Regions from separate parts of the Homo sapiens genome. Here regions 1 and 3 are each linked to region 2. A link is an interaction called in ENCODE POLR2A ChIA-PET data of the cell type or tissue named here. Cell type or tissue: MCF 10A. All regions are shown on one strand. Links, peaks and the distances in the headings refer to the core of each region. The heading gives the core; the rest is flanking DNA. Region 1 has its middle 110 kb from the start of CCDC185. Region 2 has its middle 36 kb from the start of CCDC185. Region 3 has its middle 89 kb from the start of CCDC185.

What was found. Peaks named below come from ENCODE experiments on the same cell type or tissue, not always from the same donor. Only the 100,000 strongest peaks of a DNase experiment are listed, where the experiment ranks them.
Region 1: POLR2A ChIA-PET joins it to region 2 with 6 read pairs; 2 of 35 experiments call an interaction of 5 or more read pairs at or near these places.
Region 3: POLR2A ChIA-PET joins it to region 2 with 6 read pairs; 2 of 35 experiments call an interaction of 5 or more read pairs at or near these places.

What each region holds. Positions count from the first base shown.
Region 1 is chr1:223,496,658-223,503,924 of GRCh38, forward strand. No RefSeq gene overlaps it. Among named protein-coding and RNA genes, the nearest start is that of CCDC185, 110 kb to the left of the region's middle. In MCF 10A, for the core only: no CTCF peak of the experiment used is centred there; a DNase peak (open chromatin) is centred at 4,094.
Region 2 is chr1:223,426,140-223,433,406 of GRCh38, forward strand. No RefSeq gene overlaps it. Among named protein-coding and RNA genes, the nearest start is that of CCDC185, 36 kb to the left of the region's middle. In MCF 10A, for the core only: no CTCF peak of the experiment used is centred there; a DNase peak (open chromatin) is centred at 3,452.
Region 3 is chr1:223,478,817-223,486,083 of GRCh38, forward strand. No RefSeq gene overlaps it. Among named protein-coding and RNA genes, the nearest start is that of CCDC185, 89 kb to the left of the region's middle. In MCF 10A, for the core only: no CTCF peak of the experiment used is centred there; no DNase peak of the experiment used is centred there.

The DNA of each region.
Region 1 (7,267 bases), core at 2,099-6,098, 71 kb after region 2:
CTCCAGGGACCAGGTGCCACCCTGAGAACAGCCCTGAAGATACACCCCAGGCAATGGCTAGTAAAAGAACACTCAGCTGCTTGGGGACGGGGCTAGAGATAAGGAATGACAATGTCAGCCCAAGCTGACCACCCAGGACCAAGGAAGTGATAAAGGAGTTACAAAGAAATTATTGAGGCAGGTAGTGAGGGTAAGGAAGTCCTCAGTAAGGTTTTTCTTTTAATGAAAAGCAGCCCCCAAATCATTTTCTTTTCTAACAAAGAGCAGCCAGTATAATCGAGCTGCAGACACAGACAAGCAAGTTAGAAGCTTGCACCCATGAATGCCGGCAGTTGTGCCAGTAGGAAAGGGGCTACCTGAGGCTAGCTCCATCGTCCCTTCTCTTTGCCAGCCACATGTACAATGAGGAGCAGACAACATGGCGCCAGCCAAGTGGAAAGACCATTTGCATAATAAGATTAGGGTGGGGTGGCCAGCTTCACCACAGGATATGTAAAGTCACACCTGGTCCAACCAATCTGTGGGCCCCATGTAAATCAGACACTGCTTCCTCAAGCCTGTCTATAAAATCCGGTGCACTCTTCTGCCAGCCAGAAGTCCCATTCCTGCGCCCCTCTCTCTTGCAAGAGACGACGTCTCTTGGCATGAGAAGACAAACCTCAGATATTGCCCCAGACAATGATGCTGCTTCAGAAGTGGGGCCAAGTTGGGAGGCCAAAATGAAGCCAAGTTGAGAGCTATGGACCATCTGTTTGAGGATCTCCCTCCACTCTGCAGGGTTGAGGCTGCCTGGCTGGGGTCCACATTTCCAAGTCCCCTTTGCGTCTCAGAGAAAGCAGTGACCGGGTTCTGAACTATGGAATGAAGGTAGAAGTGGTGTTCCTCACTTCCTTGTTTGGCCCTTAGAGCTTCCTGCACAGTCCTCCACGCTCTAATTTGCCTCACCTGCCAGCTGGATATTAATACCCAGGGCTTCCATGGGGGTGTGCTGGGAGGAGGGCAGACCCCTGACTGTAGGACACCACCTCCTCCCCTACCGCTAATTGGACTTTCATGTGAACAAAAAAGAAACTCGTATTGTGTTAGGCCCTGGGGATTTGCGGGTTTATCCGCTACTAATGCAGTGCAAAAAGCTGGAGCCAGGCAAGACAGAAGGACTCCCAGAATCAGCCACAGCTCCTTGAATGAAGCCTCCTGTCTCTAGCAGTGTAGGAGCTGGTGACTGGGGTGAGCCTGGGGTAAGACTGGGGTAAGCTGGTGACTGGGGTGAGACAGGGAGGGTCAGGATCCCGCCTCTAACATTTACAGAAAGTATGTCCTAGGGCCAGGTACTTGCCCTCCCTGGGCCTCAGTCTTCCTCTATAATGCGGAGATAGTATTAGATCATATCTCAGAAGAATGTTCTAAAAGATGCCAGTGAAGGCCCACCAAGACACCCTTTCTCAGTCTGGGCTGCTAACAGCCCTCAGCTGCACCCTTCTCTGGAAAATTGCCTTTGCCCCCTTAAGCCGACTCACCTAGGGATTCCTAAGAAGCTAAACCCCCAGCCCTACACCCTGCCCACCCACCCCACCCTCCCACCCACTGACTGATAAGAGGAACCAAAGCCCTTGCCTCAAGGCAGGGCAACCCCGAGGTATCACCCAGGCTGCAGGTTGCCCGGTCGGGTGGGGCTGAGGCGAGACTCCAGACGGGGCTCCTCTGTGCCTGGCCTCCTCACGAGTTCTTTCTGGCTTCCCTCACTTTCATGTCAATTTCTCCTGTTAGCATTCACTCACTCACTCACTCACTCACTCACTCACTCACTCACTCACTCACTCACTCACTCAGCAGGCCACCTGCATGAGAATCTTCATCTCAAATCTGCTTCTAAAAAAGCCAACCTAAGACAATTGTGAAGATTAGATGCAATTACATGGGTCAACCAGTGCCTGGCATATGGAAGGTGCTTAGTAAAAGTGAGCTAGTACGGTTATCATTCCTCCAAGAGGCAAGGCTGAATGGAGACCCTAGTGGCCTCAGGCTGTAACGGTATTAACTACACCACCCCTGGGAGAGTTCACTCTCAACATTCATTTGTAATGAATGAATGTAAACCCTCAGCAAGGAGGAAAGAAAAATGTGAAACCTGGGTGTCCATGGACACAACTGGTCTCATGAATAAGCCATCAAGTATGAGTGGTTTAAGGGACTCCAAAGCTCACAACTTTCTAAAGTCACAGCTTGCCCCAAGCCCCCTGCTCTCTTCTGACAAGGTTCCTGAAATGCCTTTAGTGTTGTTAAGACTGGGGTAAGCCGGTAACTGGGATGAGACAGGCAGGGTCAGGATCCTGCCTCTACCACTTACAGAAAGTATGTCCGAGGGCCAGCCACTTGTTCTCCCTGGGCCTCATGTTGAAATGATAGAGGTGGGGCCTCATGGGAGGTGCTTGGACTCTTCGTTCTATGTCTTGGTGCCCTCTTCTCAATAATGAGTGAGTTATCACTCTATTAGTTTAGGCAAGAGCTAGTTGTTTAAAGAGCCTGGCACCTCCTCCCTGCTCTTGCTCCCTCTCTCACCATATGCCACACCTGCTCCCCCTTTGTCTTCACCATGAGTAAAAGCTTTCTGAGGCTTCACCAGAAGCCAAGCAGATGCTGAAGCCATGCCTGTGCAGCCTGCAGAACTGTGAGCCAAATAAAACTATCTTGTTTAAAAATTACCCAGCCTTAGGTATTCCTTTATAGCAACACAAACAGACTAATACAACCCCTACTCAAGATTGGTTCTTTGGAGTTTTGGACATGGCTTTAGAATGAAATGAACCTGGGTTCCACTCTGGGCTCTGCCATCCACAAGAGAAGTGTCAAAATCAAGCTCACATCTTAAGCAGAACAGGGCTTGGTACCAAGGAGTCTCCAGGTAGTACGGGTGGTCTGTACCCTGACCCAGGCTCACACTGTGCTTAAGTACTTTTGCACCATTAAAAGAAGTAGCCACAAATTCATAGTGACAGAAAGTACCACAGTGGTTGCCAGGGGCTGGAGGGAGGGGAAACAGGGAATTGGGGTTTAATGGGTTTCACTTTAGTAAAAATGAAAAAGTTCTGGAAATGAAGGGAGGTCATGATTGGACAACAATGTGAATATAATCAGTACAAGTGAACTGTACGCTTAAAAATGGTTAAGATGGTCAATTTTGTGTTATGTGTATTTTACTATGATTAAAGAGAGGGAAAAAAAAAAAAGAACATAATCTGCCAAAGACAAGGTGGCTGTGATGTGTGACTGTACAGTGGCCCAAAAGGGCATGGCTCAAGGAGCCCTCAAGAGTAGCATCTGAAGCAGCCACTGGGACCAGGCTTGCCACCCTTTCAGAGGGGTGTGAGGTGCAGGGCAAAGGGTCTGTAAAGGCTGGCAGGGAAGTGGGAAGCAGTGGAGAGCCAGGACCAGCCCTGGGCACCCAGAGGGGTTAGGGACCCTGCCACCCCTCCCAGGTTTCCAAACAAGGCCTGTGCCTGCCTGGGCTCTGACAGTCAGCCAACAAACAGGCATTTCCAGGTCTGCACCAGGCCCCGGGGATACAAAGAGGAGTGAGAGTTCCTGCCCTCCCTGGATCCTGCGGGGAAGGCTGACAGATACACCAATCCTGTGTCACGGGAACTGGGGATTGGGGGGAATGATGGGCAGGGGGCATCAGGGTTATCTGAGAAAGCTTCCCAGAGGAGGCGGTCCCTGGCTGAATTGAAGAAATTGCTGGGAGCTTCTCAACAAGAGCATTAGAAGGGAGTTGGGGGCACGAAGTGGGTGCTCATGTCAGGAGAAAAATCCACAAAGGCCTCTCATATGCACTCTGCGCCCTCCTCTCATTTTTCCAGGGTCCTGCTCCCAGCTGTGCAAGCTGCAAGGAAGAACGAGCCCCCTCCTCCAAGGCCTCGACGGTCCACTCAGTCACCCACTTAAGAATTCACCAAATAAGTAATGACTAAGTCTGACTGGGAGAAAATGAAAGCTCTCTTGGAGGGGAAAACAAGTTACTCATGCAACCAAGAGCATATCCTTGGCACCCTCCATGAGTGGAGCCACGGCAGGAGGGGCAGACAGGAACAAACGGTGGCCATGAATCATGCTGTGTGCGAGCTCCTTTGTTTCTAAGGCATGTGGTTTCCAGAGAAACCAGGGAACACTGCCTTCAGGTAAACACGCCCACCACCCATGCTTCTTGGAACAGGCTCTGTCCTCCAGGAGCCCCATTAAAGAGGCCTAGCTGCTTACATTTGTCAGTTGTACTTCCACAGGGGGGATTTCAAGTGCTAGCTGGCCAAGTCATCCAACGGGTGGCAATGGACCTTCTGTTGGCCGGGAGCATCCTACCCCGTGCCAGGTCCCTGGTCCCACTCTGCCCACCACCCTCTCACCCCCAGAAGAAGACTCCTCTGGTTGATGAGTTTGGCAGAAGAGTCTTGGTTTGGTCAGTTCAGCCCTTCTGCTCATGCTGACTCTCCCTCCTCCTCCTCTCCCTCCTCCGCTTCCTCCTCCCCCTTCTCCTCCTTCCCCTCCTCCCCCTCCTCCTTTTCCTTTCCCTCCTCCCTCTCCTCCTCCTCCTTTCCCTCCTACTCCTCCTTCTCCTCCTCCTCTTCCTTCATCTTGCCCTTTCCGATTCACTGTCATCAAGCTTGACTTCCCCAGTAGAGAGTTTTACAGCCATGATAACACAGTCCATCTTCTGGAGCTTAAGGCACTTTTACATATTATCTCATTTGTCTTGGCAGCATCTCTGTAAGGTGAAGACTTGATGCAAATAGTAAAATGGTGAGGGCAGGCTGAGGGGCAAGAGCTATAAAGAGACTTTAGTGGGGTTCAGTGCCAAAGTAGGGAAGGACTGGGGGGTCATGGGACTGATGCTCCCAGAGGACCTACTTAGCCGGGACACGGAGCTCCATGACCCCTTCCAATGAGCCTAGAAATGGGCTGCTTTAAAAACAGGAAACGTGGCCAGACGCGGTGGCTCACGCCTGTAATCCCAGCATTTTGGGAGGCCGAGGCGGGTGGATGACCAGAGATCAGAAGTCCAAGACAAGTCTGGCCAACATGGCGAAACCCCGTCTCTGCTAAAAATACAAAAATTAGCTAGGCATGGTGGTGCGTGCCTATAATCCCAGCTACTAGTGGGGGCTGAGACAGGAGGATGGCTTGAACCTGGGAGATGGAGGTTGCAGTGAGCCAAGATCGTGCCACTGTACTCCAGCCTGGGCAACAGACTGAGACTCCATCTCAAAAAAAAAAAAAAAAAAAAAAACCAAAAATGTGCTGTGGAATCAATGTGAAGGAGGGAATTAACTCTGCCTGGGGCATGCGCTCTGAAATGACAATGTGACATTTTTGCTTCACCTCAAAAGATTAGTAGTATGTTTCTAGAAAGACAGGAATGTGCTGGACAGAGAGGCGCCAATGTGCCTGCTTTTTTGGGCACCTGGTGCTTGATGGGGGCCGTGGCCAGTGAGAGGCCTGGCAGTCAGAAGACGTGCTTGAATGTCAGTCTGCAGGAGAGAGGAGCTGAGGGAGGATTTGAAAAGCAGGGAGGTGGGACCGCAGGTGTGCTTTCTGCTAAGTGATGTGCCAGGAGCCAGCGCTGCCCTGGCCCAGGGAAGAGACAAAGAGGGCCTGCATTAGGTCAGGCTCCTGGGAATGAAGATGAGATTCTTCACAGTTCGATGCTGTGAGCATATCACAGGGTTTAGGACATGGCCCTGCCCACAAGGAGCTTGTAACCTGGGGAAATATGAGCTGTAGACCGTGACCCGTTCAAAGGCAATCAACTTAGAGGGGGTATCCCTGAGTCCAACTGAAATAAAATTTCAGAGAAAGGAAAGATCAAGTATGGGTAAGATAAGTCTAAGAAGTCACATGAGGGAGAGAGGTGAGTGTTAACCAAGGGGGGAAGGAAGGCATTTCTTTCTTTCTTTATTTTATTGAAGGATGCCAAGTTGAAAGGAAAGCATTTAGGCGGACGAAAAGGAGGAAGGGCTTTCAGGGGAATGGGGAAGGGGCTGGAGTGAAGGCCCAGAGTTGGGATCAAGTGAGATCTCTTCTGTCAGCATCACATGTGTCCACAGATGGCCCCTTTTTCCTATCAGCCTGCCCTCTATCACCCCATCTTAACCCACACACCTCCCTCTGTTGATATTTGGTAGAAAATAATGAAAGCCATTTTGTGTGTATGTGTGTGTAATATATACATATTTTAGAGACAGGATCTTGCTCTGTCACCCAGGCTATAGTGTAGTGGCACTATCAAGGCTCGCTGCAGCCTTAACCTCCCAGGCTCAAGCAATCATCCTGATTCAGCCTCCCAAGTAACTGAGACTACAGGCATATGCCACCATGCCCAGCTAATTTTGTTCTTTTTTTTTTTCCTTAGAAACAAAGTCTCACTTTGCCACCCGGGCTAGTCTTGAACTCCTGGTCTCAAGTGATCCTCCTGCCTCCACCTCTGAAAGTGCTGGGATTGCAGGTGTAATTAAGCACTGTGCCTGGCCTGAAAGTCATTATACCACTCATTTTTATTAAAAAAAGTCTACTGTGGTTCCTTTCTCGGTGAAGGAATATGTGACTCATTGGGCATAGAGGGGGCCCAGGTCCCTCAGGAGGAAGATGGAAATTTTGAAAGCCCCCAAACACAAACTTCTACCTGCCTAGTTCTTTCTATCAGCAAATTTAAGCCCCAGCCTTATTTCTCATGCCTGGAACTGCTTGAGAGACACCAGCTGGCCCAGGGCACCTCAGAGAGCTTGCAACATATTAGTCCTCAACAATTAGTTGTTGAAAGAATGAATGAATGAATGAATGAATGAATGAATGAATGAATCAGAGCCCTTTCTCTCCCTTCCCCTGCCCATCACAGGCAACTCGCGGTGGTTCTGCCTCCCAGCTGGAGGGTGGGGTAGGGTGCATAATATTTTTATAGATAACAAAATGGGCTGGGTGTGGTGGCTCACGCCTGTAATCCCAGCACTTCGGAAAGCCAAGGTGGACAGATTCCTTGAGCTCAGGAGTTTGACACCAGCCTGGGCAACATGACAAAAACCCATCTCTACAAAAAATACAAACATTAGCCTCGTGTGGTGGTGCACGCCTATAGTCCCAGCTACTCAGGAGGCTAAGGTGGGAGGATCGCTTGAGCCCTGGAGGCAGAGGTTGCAGTGAGCTGAGATTGTGCCACTGCACGCCAGCCTGGGTGACAGAGCAAGACCTTGTCCCAAAAAAACAAAAACAAACCAAAAAACCC
Region 2 (7,267 bases), core at 1,158-5,157:
CTGCCTCTTCTGCACCACTCCCTCCTCTGCCTTCCAACCCCTGGCAACTGCTGATCTTTTTGAAAGCTGATCAATCAGATCAATTTGCCTTTTCCAGAATGTCATAGAGTTGAAATCATGCAGTATGTAGCCTTTTCAGATTAGCTTCTTTTACGTAGTAATATGCATTTAAGTGTCCTCCCTGTCCTTTCATGGCTTAATAGCAAGTTCCTAGGGATATATCACTTTATTCCACCCTTTGCAGCCAGTCTGACCCCAGGCAAGATAAGCTAAGGTGAGTGGTGGGCAAAAAGCAGGGGTCTGAGGTCTGCTATAGTTCTCCACAGTCAGTCCCACCTCGAATGATCCATGCTTCCATGGCAGGGTGGATATTGTGGCATGGATCCAAACCCCCGATTTCACCCTGCTATAGATGCTACTGTCTGCCTTTTCAACAGGTATTCCCTTCTTCCTAAGGGGCCAAAGTTTATCCAAGGATAAAATTTATCTCCCCTCCTCAGCTTGCCATGTCCTTTGGGGAGGGCACATCCCCAATCCCAAAGGCCAATACGAGTCTAAGCCAATCATAGTGGTCCTATTCCCCTTGCCTGTGACTGATTTAGGCATGACCATGGCTTGCATCTCTGGCCAAGGACACATCATGGGAAATCTGTGAGGCTTCTGTGAAAGATCCCTTCACTTGCCCAGAAAAAAGACACAAGGAAAGACAGTTTCTCTTCTTCTGCAGAAATAGTGTGTCTTTGTGTCCGGGTGTGACACATGGAACTAAGGCAGTCATCTTGACCTAAGAATAAAGCTCACTTGAGGAAGAGAGCAGAGCAGAAGAATGAAAAGAAACTGGAGCCTTGCTGGCTTACTAGGACACTGAGTTAGCTAATCCCTGAAGCCCTACCTCAAGGCTTTTTTTTTTTTAATGTGAGAAAATACACTGTTTCTTGTCCAAACCACTCTGAGCTAAAGTTTCTGTTCTTGCAGCCAAAAGCAGCCTCAGGGAGACATGACCTGTTGAAGCTTCATCAATCCACTTCTTGGCTTAGCTTCAGCCTTTTATTAGTCAATCTCAAAAGGTACTCCAAGTCAAATTGTTGCTGCCTTTAGCAACAAGGTGATCTGCATTTGGATTTCCTTGGTCTTGAACTATTCTCACTACATGGAATCCTTCCAGATAGAGAAAGGCCATGTGCGATGAATAACAATTTTGACATATCTATTGCACTTTGCATTTTATAGAATTTTCAATCTTTCCTTCAATAAACACTTCTTAAGCACCTACTGTCCGCCAAGCACAGGTAAGAATGATGCAGTAACGAACAAAACAGACAAGGTCACTGTCTTTATGAAGCTTATCAAGAAACAAGTACAAGATTGCGGTGAATGACAGGAAGGAAATAAATAGAACAAAGAAAGAGTAAATAAGGAACTGGGGTGGGGTGAATTCTTTAAATTAGGTGGCCAGGGAAAGCCTCTCTGAGATGGTAATTTGTATTTTTCTGCTATAATTAAACTTTCTTTATTGTTGCAAAGTATACATAACATAAAATGTATCACTATAACCATTTTTAAGCGTACAGTTCAGTGGCATTAAGTACCTTCACATTATTGAGCAACCATCGCCACCATTCATTTCCAGAACTTTTTCATCATCCCAAACCGAAAATCAATAACTGTAAATCAATAAACATTAACTCCCCATTTCCCCTTCCTTCCAGACCCTGAAACCACAATTTTACTCTTTTTCTCTATGAATTTGACTTCTTTAGGTATCTCATATAAGTGGAATTATAAAGTATTTGTCTTTTTGTCACTGGCTTCCTTCACTTAGCATAACGTCCTCAATGTTCATCCATGTTGTAGCATGCGTCAGAATTCCCTTCCTTTTTAAGGCAGAATAATATTCCATTGTATGTTTATACCACATTTTAAAACATCCAGGTGTCTGTCAACGGACACTTGGGTTTGAGGAAGTGACAGGTGAAATGCGAGTTTAAAGGATGAGAAGACCCAGCCACAGGAACTGCTGAAGGGAGTGTTGCTTGGCAGATGGAACAGTGGTTTCTTGGCAGATGGAAAGTTAAAGGCCTGGGCAACTCCTAAGCTTTCCTTAAGACCCGAAGCCAATGCCAGCACATTACTTTTCAAAGTATTCTCTCCCTTTCCTGAGCAATTTGTCAATTTCTGTCTATGCTTCCAAGAAACTTTACCTGTATTTATTCCATTGCATTGTTGTCTCCCCTACCAGGCTATGGTTGTGTCTTAGCTGTTTTGTGTTGCTGTAACAGAATACCAGAGACTGGGTAATTTATAAGCAATAGAAGTTGATTTGGCTTATGATTCTGGAGGCTGGGAAGTCCAAGAGCATGTGACAGCATCCCGTGAGGACCTTTGTGTTTCATCATCCCATGGCAGAAGGTGAAAGGGCAAGACAGTGTGAGAGCAAGGGAGCAGGAGGGGGCTGAACTTGCTCTTATAATAAGCCCAGTCTCTTGATAACTAACCCACTCCATCAATAACAACATTCATCCATTCATGAGGGCATAGCCCTTATGACCTAATCATCTCTTATTAAGCCCCACCTCCCAACACTGTTGTATTGAGGATTAAGTTCCCAACACATGAACATTGGGAGATACATTCAAACCATAGCAAGTTCCATCACCCCTCCCCAACAAACCTTTTTCTAGCAGGTGCAAACAAATTACAAAACTGGTGAATTAGAGCTGCCAACAAACTGCAAAAATGATGGATTTGAGTTTCTCCTTACCCTTAGTTCCATAAGGCAGAAGAGATAAGGAACAAGGTGAAATACCAAATGCAGGCAGCAAAGGAAAATAAGTGAAGAGCCTTCATCATCTGCTAGTTAAGCCCTGAATTTAGAACCATAGCTTCCAGGAGCTGGAAGGGATATTAAGGGATATTGGAGATCACCTAATACAATGCATTTGCTTGGTCCTGGGATGAAATGTTTTATGCAAACCTCTGGAATGGACATGATTGGTTGGAAGCAGAGAAGGTTCTCAGCAGTCCTGAGAGGTGCTTAAAGTGAGTTTTCAAATGCCCATTTATATCCTCCCAATGACCCCCAATAGCTGGACCCCCTTATATTACTCCAAGATTGGACGGCAGGCTGATGGGAAAAAGGGGTCCTTGCAGAGCCCCACAGCTCATACCAGCAAGTGCTACAAACAGTCCCTGGGAGACGTGATTTACTCTGGGCCTTTGCTGGGAGGGAGGGAGGAGAACAGCTGTAAATGCCACTGTCCCAGAGATGATGGATCCCAGAAAGTGGGACAGAGTTGGTCTTTCTCCAAAGGACACCTCTCTGTAAGCAGAAATGGGCTGAGAGAGGGTAGCTGGTGGTGCCAAGGCCTCTGGTGCATTCTGGTGGTAGGTGGGTGGACAGACCATTCTGGAAATGGCTTGTCATAGCCCGCTCTTGACTCATCCAAATGGGCCTGAAATTGCCAGGGCTGTGACTGTGCTTTGCATGAGCTTGCCCTCTGCAGCCCAAAATATCCTTCTCTGATTCTGTGCCATGAGTTGATTAACAGTCTCTCTTGGAATAATTCCCAGGCTGCCTCAATCCTTTTCAGAATCTATTTTCTCACTTTACATGGGGCACCTTTTAAATGTGGACAGGGTAATATAAAATAGTGCCAATGCTGGATTCTCAGAAAACAGCTAGGTATTAGATCTGTACTTATTAAGCCCTCACATAGAAATAGGAAGACATTTGCCTTTAATTTATACTTCATCAATCCAAAAATTATCCAGAACCTAGCATGTGCTCAGAACTAAGCATTTTGGAGGAGAAAGTATAACATGTATAGCATGACACGATCCTGGCCCTTCACAGATTTATTAACTTCCTTGAAATGACTAATATATGTGAAACAATGAGGAAAAAAAAATCAATGCTCTGGTATGTGGACTCTTTGTGCATAACTTATGGGCTGCCATCCACCCCTGAGAGGGACTTCCTTTCTATGGGATAGGGCTCCCCTGGAATATTTTTGCAGGTTAACTAGGCACTGTTCTTCCAAACATGGCATTCCTTCCAAATGCTCTAACATATTCTTATGTGAATAAATTTCATCCGCAAGTGACACTCCATAATCCTTAGTGCAAACACCAAGTATGGACACTGTATATAAACTCTGAGGACTGGGAGAACATCTCAGTGACAGCTTATAACTTGGCCCTGGAAAGTCAAGATGCCAGTGCCCCCACCAGTTGCCAGCTTGGGCCACTTTCCCTCTTTCCTTCAAGACTTCCCAGTGTGCTGGCTCTGGGCCTCTCCAAACAACCGTGTGTTGTGGCTTCAGCAGGCATGATTGCCACTTGTTTTCCTGGAGCTGGATCTTGCAAACTTCACACCCTTGTCCTCTGTGTTACAGAGAATGGCCTTTGTGTTTGTCTATCTGAGCTGTCATCTCTTTGCAATGGCCACATGCCATTTTCCTCTTCCTCTCTTTTTGCTTGAATCACAAGTTTTAGGGGAAAAAAATTAGAAGCAATTCATCTCTGAGAAATTCTACACTTGGCTAGTTTCTGCCCCATGTGATGGGATCAAGCCAAGTCACCATGTTTGTCCAAAATATTACAAGTGCAAAGGAACCCAAAGGAGGGAGAAGTCAGTGTGGAATGAAATGGGCTGAGAGGGAGGCATGGAGGAGGCATGAATGCTAAGGGAAGGAAGGAGGACCCCAGCAGGGTGAGGAACTGACGCAGACCTACGCAGGCTAGGTGGGGCCAGCTGAGGGTGACACACTGGGCCAGAGGGGATGGGGTGATGAGAGGAGGTGAATAAAGTCCATTCAGCAGCTAAGAGTGATAGAAGGGTTAATTTTATGTGTCAACTTGACTGGCCTAAGGAATGCCCAGAGAGATGATAGACATTATTTCTAGGTCTTTCTTGGAGAGTTTAGCATTTGAACCAGTGGGCCCTGTAAAGGAGATTGCCCTCACCAATGTGAATGGGTACCATCTCATCCATTGAGGGCCTGAATAGAGCAAATAGTGGAGGAAGGGCAAATTGTGTCTCCCTGTCCTTAAGCTGGGACATCCACCTTCTCCTGCCACCAGACATCAGAGCTCCTGGTTCTGGGGCATTTGGACTCCAGGATTTATGCCAGCAACCCCATCCACACCCCTTCCCTTCCCTGGTTCTCAGGCCTTTGGCCTCAGACTGAATTACACCACCGGTTTTCCTGGGCCTTCAGTTTGCAAATGGCATTTGACTTCCATAATCATGTGAGCCAATTCCCATAATGTGTCCACTCTTATAGATAGCTATACATATCCTATTGGCTGTGTTTCTCTGGAGAGCTCTGGCTAATATGAGTGAGCACCTACTATGTGCAGGCACTGAGCTGGGGCCTGAGAACACAGCAAAAGACAAGATGGACAAACCTCTCTGTCCACTATACCAAAATATAATGGAGCATACATTCTGGCGGGCAGAGAAATGTAACAAATAAAATAATAAGTAAACTGTACATTTTTCAGAACCTGATAAGTGCTATGGAAGAGAAAAAAAGCAAGGAAGATGAAAGGGCAACCTGGAGAGGATGAAAAGTACCAAAATGTAAATATGATGGTTATATGTATAGAAATATTTATGGTTACATGAGAAATATAATGGTTATATTTCTCAGGCTAACTGAGAAAGTGGCATTTGAGCAAAGGTTTGAAGGAGTTGATAGATTGTGCTATCTGAAGACCCGAAGGAGGAATGATCCAGGCAGATGAACTAGCAAGGGCAAAGGCCCTGAGGTAGGAGCTAAATCTGCATATCTTCAGGAGCACTGGAGTGAAACAAGCAAGAAGAGCCTGGTTGACCAAGTTGATGAGGTAATGGGGAGACATTGTATATGGCCTGATAGGCCATTGAAAGGACTTTCTGGCTGGGTGCTGTGGCTCACACCTATAATCTCAGCACTTTGGGAGGCTGAGGGGGGCAGCTCACATAAGGTCAGAAGTTCAAGACCAGTCTGGCCAGTTGGTGAAACCCTGTCTCTAATAAAAATCCAAAAATTGGCCGGGCGTGGTGGCTCAGGCCTGTAATCCCAGCTACTTGGGAGGCTGAGGCAGAAGAATCACTTGTACCTGGGAGGCAGAGGTTGCAGGGAGCCAAGATCACACCACTGCACTCCAGCCCGGGTGACAGAATGAGACTCCATCTCAAATAATAATAATAATAATAAAATAAAAAGAGAGGACTTTTTTTTACTCTGAGTGACATGAAGAGAGCTTTAGCAGCCTCTCTCTGGCTACTGGGCTGCCACTAGGGAGGCAGCAGGAAGCCAGGTCAGGAGAGAATCTAAGTACCCAGGTAAATGAACATGATGGCAGGACCAGCAGGGTGGCTATGAAGGTGAAAAGTAGGGGAGGCTGAGCATATTTTTAAGGTGGTCTGAACAGGTTGACAGTTGCCTAGGATACAGGCTGGGATGTAAGAGAAAGAAAGCACTCAAGGAAGACTCCAGCATTTTTGGCCTGAATAGCTGGAAGAAAGGAGGTTGTATTAAGGGAGGTGGTTAGATTGTGGGGTACGGGGAGGACTTGGCAAGGAAAGTGGGGTTTCAAGTATAAAGACTGGATTTTGCCCTGTAGGCAACGGGAAGGATTTAGACTCCTGAGCAGATGAATTCGTGTTTGTGATTGCATTAGTGTTGTAGAAAGGCAAATCTGGCCTTTATACAAGAGGGACTGCAGCAGAGAAAGACAATAGACAGAAAGACAGGCTTGGAAACTGTCTTAATCTAGACATGAAGTGGTAGTTACGGGAATGGAAACTGGAGAAATCTAAATCTAATGCAAACGTGCAGTGGAGTCACATTTGGGATTTAGTAAAAATACATTCAACCCTCCTATATCCCCCAGGAAGACCTATGGCCTCCCTGCATTGTCATCTCTATGATTGCAAAGGCTTATGCTTGCACAGCCATTTCTCATGCTGTTTGTTTGAACTCATGCTGTCACTCTGTCGCACTTCTTGTTTGTTTGTTTGTGATAGAGTCTCATTCTGTCACCCAGGCTGGAGTGCAGTGGCACAATCTTGGTTCACTGCAACCTCCACCTCCTGGGTTCAAGTGATTCTCCTACCTCAGCCTCCCAAGTAGCTGGGATCACAGGTGCACACCACCACACTCAGCTAAGTTTTTTTGTATTTTTTGGTAGAGACGGGGTTTCATCATGTTGCCCAGGCTGCTCTCAAACTTCTGACCTCAAGTGATCTGCCCACCTTGGCTTCCCAAAGTGCTGGGAT
Region 3 (7,267 bases), core at 2,193-6,192, 54 kb after region 2:
CAGGTGCTCGTGCATTCCCCAAGCGCTCCCTCACCTGCCCATGCTCAGCCCCAATACTCTCCATACTCTCTGGTGGAGGTGAGGAGGTAGCGGGGGTGAGGAGGTGAGAGGGTGAGGAGGTGGGGGGGTGAGGAGGTGAGAGGGTGAGGAGGTGAGAGGGTGAGGAGGTGGGGGGGTGAGGAGGTTGGGGGTGAGGAGGTTGGGGGTGAGGAGGTTGGGAGGTGAGGAGGTTGGGGGGTGAGGAGGTGAGAGGGTGAGGAGGTGGGGGGGTGAGGAGGTTGGGGGTGAGGAGGTTGGGAGGTGAGGAGGTTGGGGGGTGAGGGGGCGAGAAGGTGAGAAGGTGAGGAGGTAGGAGGGTGAGGAGGTGGGGGGGAGGGGGTTAGGAGGTTGGGGGGGTGAGAGAGTGAGGAGGTAAGAGGGTGAGGAGGTGAGGGAATGAGGGAGCGAGGAGGTGTGGGGGTAAGGAAGTGAGGAGGTGAGAGGGTGGGGAGGTGAGAGGGTGAGGGAGTGAGGAGGTGAGGGAGTGAGGGAGAGCACAAGCTGAGAAAACCAACTGCCTAGGTCCTGCCCAGGGCGACCTCTCTGGCAGAGTCGCCAGGCAAGGAGGACAAAATAAGGCAATGCAACACTTAAATGAATAGTCAAACTTGCCCCAAATCACAATGCAGACCTTCCGGAGCCAGGCGGGATGCAGAGAGGACTCCTTTCTCCTCAACAAGGGAGGGCTGGGGAAACTCAAGTCAAGCAGATCAAAGAGTAATTTGCCTGCTTTCCCAAACCCAGACATCAGCTGCTGCCGTTCCTATGTGAGGAAGGGTTTACCCCACAGCCGTGGGAAGAAGGGAGCAGCAACACTTGTCCCATGTTTTGGGGGTGAGAGGGTAATGACAGGGAGACAGAGGGCCTGGGGCTGAACCCTCCACACTCCCAGCCTCAGAGAGGGGCCGGAGGGCGGTGCCCACACCCTGCACCCTCACCCGCTCACTCTTTACCCTTGTCGTGCCCCCTACTTCCCTCCAGCTTTAACATAAGAATCAGACCAAGCAGGCAGCCCTTCTCCTCTTCGAGAGTGAAGTGACATGGGAGAGGAGGCAGGAGCCAAGAGATGCCTTGCTCACCTGGCTGTGGGCCAGGGAAGGTCTCCTTAGCGTGAGGCAGCCCTGCTGGAACTCTGTTCTGGTGAGTGGCTCTCAGCTCACCTGCTTGTCGCAGCTCTTTCCTCTTGTCCGTTTCTGAGCCTGCATGGTCCCTAAAAGCTTAGTCTTTTCACCACGTCTCTCTGGATAGCAGCAGCAGCCTCCAGACAGCCTGCAGACTGCGTGTGTGTGGTGTGTTGTGGGGTGTGGGGTGTGTGTGGTGTGTGTAGTGTGTCGGGTGTATGTGTGTGTCTGGTATGTGCGTTGCATGCATGTGGTGTATAGGAATGTGTGGTCTGGGCTCTGTGTGGTGCATGTGTGTGAGGGTAATTTTGTGGTGTGGGGTATGTGTGCACTATGTGTATAAAATTGTGTGTTGGTGGAGGGTGTGGGTTGGGGCTGTGGGATGATCATCACTGGAAGGTGAACCGCAGCTCCATGATAACCTTTTGTGCATACACGTCATTTGTAATTAGCCAGGTCTGGAGAGTTCGAAACTGGGAGAAGAGAAAGAAGAGAAGAGAGAAAAGGAAAATTAATGAAACAAGTAACCTGCCTTATATGGATATTTGATTTGCTTGTTTGCACATTGTTTAGTCCTTACAAGCTCTGAAAATAAAACACAAGCACAGTATCAGGCTCAATTAGGTGCTTAAGAAATACCTTTTGATGATGACAAATGGCAGGGATGTTAATGACACTGCTTCCCTCCAGCTCCTGCTGCACAGAGCGCCCTTGGCTCTTCAGACTTACAGCTCTTTGCCTGAGCTGCTGTGAGCAAGCCTCTGCTGCCCACAGGAGATGGCCCTGTGGGCAGGGCCTCCCTGTGTCTTTTCACCTTTTGAGACAACCCCATCCACCTCTTTGGGCAGCAGCTCATAGCAGGTGCTCCCTGAACATGTCTGCCTTTGACTTGAAGGGGTCGGGACGCCGCTTGAGGATGCTAAAGGGAGGCAGCTCATTGTAATGCCTTCACCTCCACCACTTCCAGGAACTCCTCCTCTCCTTGTGGATCTCAGGGCTCATACGGTTTGCCCAGAGCCCAACAGCTACAAGTGCACTCAAACAGAACATTCCTCCGTGCGTTTGCTCTTGCAAAATGTGTGTTGGGGGCGGGGGCGGTGGCTCATGCCTGTAATCCCAGCACTTTGGGAGGCTGAGGAGGGTGGATCACCTGATATTAGGAGTTTGAGACCAGCCCGGCCAACATGGTGAAACCCCGTCTCTACTAAAAATACAAAAATCAGTCCAGCGTGGTAGCAGGTGCCTATAATCCCAGCTACCTGGAGGCTGAGGCATGAGAATCGCTTGAAACCGGGAGGCAGAGGTTGCAGTGAGCTGAGATCGTGCCACTGCACTCCAGCCTGGGCCACAGGGTGAGACTCCGTCTCAAAAAAAAAAAAAAAATGTGTGTTGGATCCCATGGTTCCCCTGCTGCCCAACACACCGAGAACCAAACGCACACTTGCACGCTCGCCGTGGGGCCTCAGTCACCTCCTGACTCCCAAACACACAGCTCTCACTGCTGCCTCCCGTGCTCCCCCAGGCCAGCGCTGGCTCTCTCAGTGCTAGTATCTTTTTATAAGGATACCAGTCGTGCTGCATTAGAGCCCACCCTACTCCAGCATGACCTCATCCTAACTTAACTAATTACATCTGCAGTGACCCAATTTCCAAATAAGTTCACATTCTGAATTACTGGGGGAATAGAATTTCAACATATGAATTTTGAGGGGACACAGTTCAACCCATTACTGCAGCTATCCACAGAAGAAAGTCCAAATTCCTTATGTGGCATTCAAGGCCCTCTGTAATCCAATGAGATCCACGTTTCCAGCTGTTTCTCTTCTTCTTCTCCCCTAGGTGCACACATGTGATACTGTTTTGTATCAAGGCAGGATTCTGAGATTAAGTGAAGAAAGGGGAACAGTTAGGAGAGTAGCATCTGCTGAATGTTTACTAAATGCCACCGTCAATGACAAGTGTGTTTTATCTACGTCACTCTACTTTTTTTTTTTTTTTTTTGAAACAGAATCTCACTCTATTGCCCATGCCGGAGAGCAGTGGTGCGATCACAGCTCACTGCAGCCTCAAACTCCTGGGCTCAATCAATCCTCCCAATGCAGCCACTGTGGAAAATGGTATAACTTTCTCAAAAATTAAAAATAGAATTATCAAATGATCCAGCACTTCCACTTCTGAGTATATACCCAAAAGAATTCTAAGCAGAGATTCAAACAGATATCTGCACACTCATATTTATAGCAGCATTATTCACAATAGCCAAGAGGTGCAAACAACCAAAGTGTCCATCAAGAGCTGAATGGATAAACAAAATGTGGTCTATCCATACAATGGAATATTACTCAGGCTTGAAAAGGAAGAAGATTCTGATACATGCTACAACATGAATGAACCTTGAGGACATTATGCTAAATGAAATAAGCCAGTTTCAAAAGGATAAAAACTATATGATTCTACTTACATGAGGTACATAGAACAGTGAAATTCACAGAGACAGAAAGTTGAATGGTGGTTTCCAGGGGCAAAAAAAAAAACAAGGGAAGATTCACACTCCCTTGCAGGTTTCTCTCCACAGACCTCACCAGGTGTCAAAAAAAGAGTTCTCCAGGGGATTCCAATGTCTGCCAAGCTGTAAAGCCATCGGCCTTTTGGGTAGTTATCTTCATTTCTTCTTTGGGGAGAAGCTTGATTTTCTGTAAGCTGCAGAAGATAGCTCAAACCAGCAGCTCAGCCAGTTAAGGGGACGGAGGCTGCTGGTCTGCATCCTTCCAATGGTCTTTCGTCTCCCTTTTTCTCCTAACTTAAAGCTTTCATGATGGAGAAGTCTTCCCTGTTGTCTGCAATTTTCCTTCTCTCAAAACAACCTTCTGAATCCTCTTTTGGGGTGGGGTTTCAGATGTTGTGAAACCATCACATGCTTATGAACTAGCAGACATACAGCACCGGAAGTTGAGAGGGTGGACTGCTATTAGACTGCCTGGGCTGAGTCCTGAGGGCACCTCTTGCTTGCTTGAATGACTTCGGGCAAGTTACTTCACCTCTCCAAGATGTCATCGGGGCTCATCAAAGTACCCGCCCCATGAGGTCTCCTTGTGAGAACAACATGAGAAAAGCCTGTGCAAAATGCTTGCCTGCCACGTAGAAAAAAAGCTTCCATAAATGTTGGTTCATATTGTGAGCTTTCAAATCAACCAAGTGTGAATAATTTCTACTTCATTCCATTGGCTATGGCAGGGGAATACAAAGATTTGTCAGAGCCATTTCCAGCCTACAGGAGTTTACAGCTATCTGACTTTACAGCTACGAGTGCCGTGAGAGAGCTACAAACCCAATGCTGCAGGTGTTCAAAGTCAGAGATTTAATAACCACGGAGCCGGGAATTAGGGAAAGCCTAATGGTGAATGGATTTAAGCTGACCCCGGTGGAATATGAAGTACAAAGCTGACTTCCCTGCAACTCTGTCTGGTGACATCCTTTTCTTTTTCCAAAGAGATACTCAAGACTCAGAGAGATTCAAAACCACCCAAGGGTCACAGGTGGTTTATCAAAACCCCCACCCCACCCCCCAAATACACACCAAAAAGCTAGGTTTAATAATCCATGACTCAGAACCTGGAAGGCTCTCTGCAGGGCTGAGGGGCCTCGCCGGCTGTCTATGACTGCTGCCCGCCTAGCAGGCACTGACCCAGGCCCCAGGCTCCAGGACAGTGTGCTGTCAGCCAGAGGCAGCTGTCAGCCAGACTGCTCCCCTCCTCTCAGCCTGGCAGGGGTACTCAGGGTAGTTCTCTCTGTTGGGGACCCTAAGCATGAAACAGTATTGGAGGAGGCTGTGCTGAGAAACCCACTGAGGGAGGAAGGCTGACGGTCTGTGTTCTTCTAGTGGTCTCTCTTCACCCTTTGTTCTCCTAGCATAAAGCTTTCACGATGGAGATGCCTTCCCCATCATCTGCAGTTTTTCTTCGCTCAAAACAAGCTTCTGAGACATCTTTCCGGGGAGCTTTGGTCATTAGAGCTTGGGAGAGGGAGGCCCTTCTCTTCCGGTGTCCTCACAGGGTCTCTGTCATTTAGATTCTTGTTGAACAACTGGGCTTTGGAGGGGGTTGGAGGAGACAGTGAGTGATGGTGCTGGGGCCCAGGGCCATTCCAAGCAGAAGAAAGGCACTAGCAGGGGCATGAGGCAGGACAGCCCAGGGCATGTGTGGACATCTGGGAAGAGTCTGTCTATATTCTGACTAGGAAGTGTACATGTGAAGGAGTGAGAGGTTAGACTTGAAAGATGAGGGTAGGTGTGGGCCAGACTGCAGAGGGTTGTCCTTACTGCAGTGGATCACGGGGAACCATGGAAGCTTCCAGAACAAGAAGTGAGCTGAGACAACAACTGTGACATATAGTTTGTTGAGTGAATGAATGAATGAATGTCTGAGGAAGACACGACAGTGGCAGGAGGGGAGAGTCCCCTACAACAAGCCCCACAGCCCTGCTGCATATGCTTAGGTAACCAGTGTGAACTGCTCTGCAAATTCAGACCTCAAGTAAAGTCATATCTATTCTATTTTTTACAAATGAAAAATAAAGCCAGCTCAGACCTACATGCCAGAGGAATGAGAAGTCCAAAATCTCTCTCCTGGTACTCCCTGTATCCCTCCCTGCTTTTTGCTGTCAGCTGCCGTTGACGCTGGTCCTCTGAGTCTAAGACAGTGCTGACTGCTGCCCAGGTACAGGCTTCCTTGATCTCCAAGGGAGGAGTGTGCCCACATAGTGCTCCGTGGCTCCCTCAGTTCTCAGGGCTCTGGTACTCACCTCCTTCAGGCCCACACCCAGGCATCCCCCTAAGGACAGCAGTCCTAGGAGCCTCCACGGAGTCTCTCAGGCCTCCACCTCTGTGCCTTCATGTCCTGCCTTCCCTAAACACCCATCACACAGGAAGTGGGGCAACTTTCCTCTTCCAGCCTTGGGACACAGAGGACAACAGCTTTCCTGGAAATGTGGTCACCCTAAGTATTGCCAGGGGTCCAACAGCCTCCGAATGCAAAGGGTCTAAAGACACCTTTTTCTCCAAAGATGAAGTCACTCTCCCTCTTCAACACAGAGATCCAGATCCTCTCCTGGGAACCCAACACCCCCATCCCTTTTCAGGTGTGAAAGAGGCTCCGTTTAGTGCCTCAAAAAGGACTTACTCCACTAAGAAAAACCAAGGAAATGCCAAGATCTCTTTTTGGGAGCAGAAAAAGAAGAAAAAGGGAGAAGGGAGGAATATTGAGGATCTCCCACTATGTTTATATTGTAACATTTTTCATCCTATATTATAATTTCTGCTATTTTACTTGGAATTTTCCTTAAAATTAGATATCCTTTATATAGTAAAATCTCTAGCATATAGCATTTGTTTATTAGTTACTGAGGAGGAAGGAGAGGAAACAAAGAAGCTAGAAGATGGAAACTGAGATTTCATCTTTTGCATGGCAGGTGCCCTAAGCCTCCAACAGCCTTATAAGGAAAGTATTGTTATTATTATGATTTCACTGATTTAAAAAATTGAAGACATAAATGAGACGAGTAAGTGAATAAATGGCAATGCCATTTCTGTCTTCCTTTCCACCATGCAAACATGGCTTACTTTCCTGAATCATAAAACATTTTTCAAGACGTCAGAGAGCCAAAAAAAGTATATTAAAAACAGATTAAAGCAGTATGGTTTCTGAACCATTCAGTAAAGGATGAAAATAGCTTTGTTATCCAGAGACTGTCTTCATAAAGTCATTATTATCATGAGTTAGAACCTGTATTAACTCAGAAATTAAAATAGTGCTGTGTGCGGCAAATTCTGAAGACACACTCCATGATTTTCAGAGCACCTATTATTATTCTCCTGAACTTTAGCTGGATCTGAATGATTTACCATAAGAGGATCCTGTTTAAATGTTCTACTTCACAAAGAAAAAGTAATAAAATTGGATGATTCTGAAAACCTTATTTTTATATTAATTAGGAATGAAGTACAAACTCTAGAATAATCAGTCCAATGCTGGCATTTAGAAAGAAAAAGAAGTCCTCACACGTACTCCCCAGGTTTCCCAGGGGACAGTTCTGGGACCTCAAGCAGACTT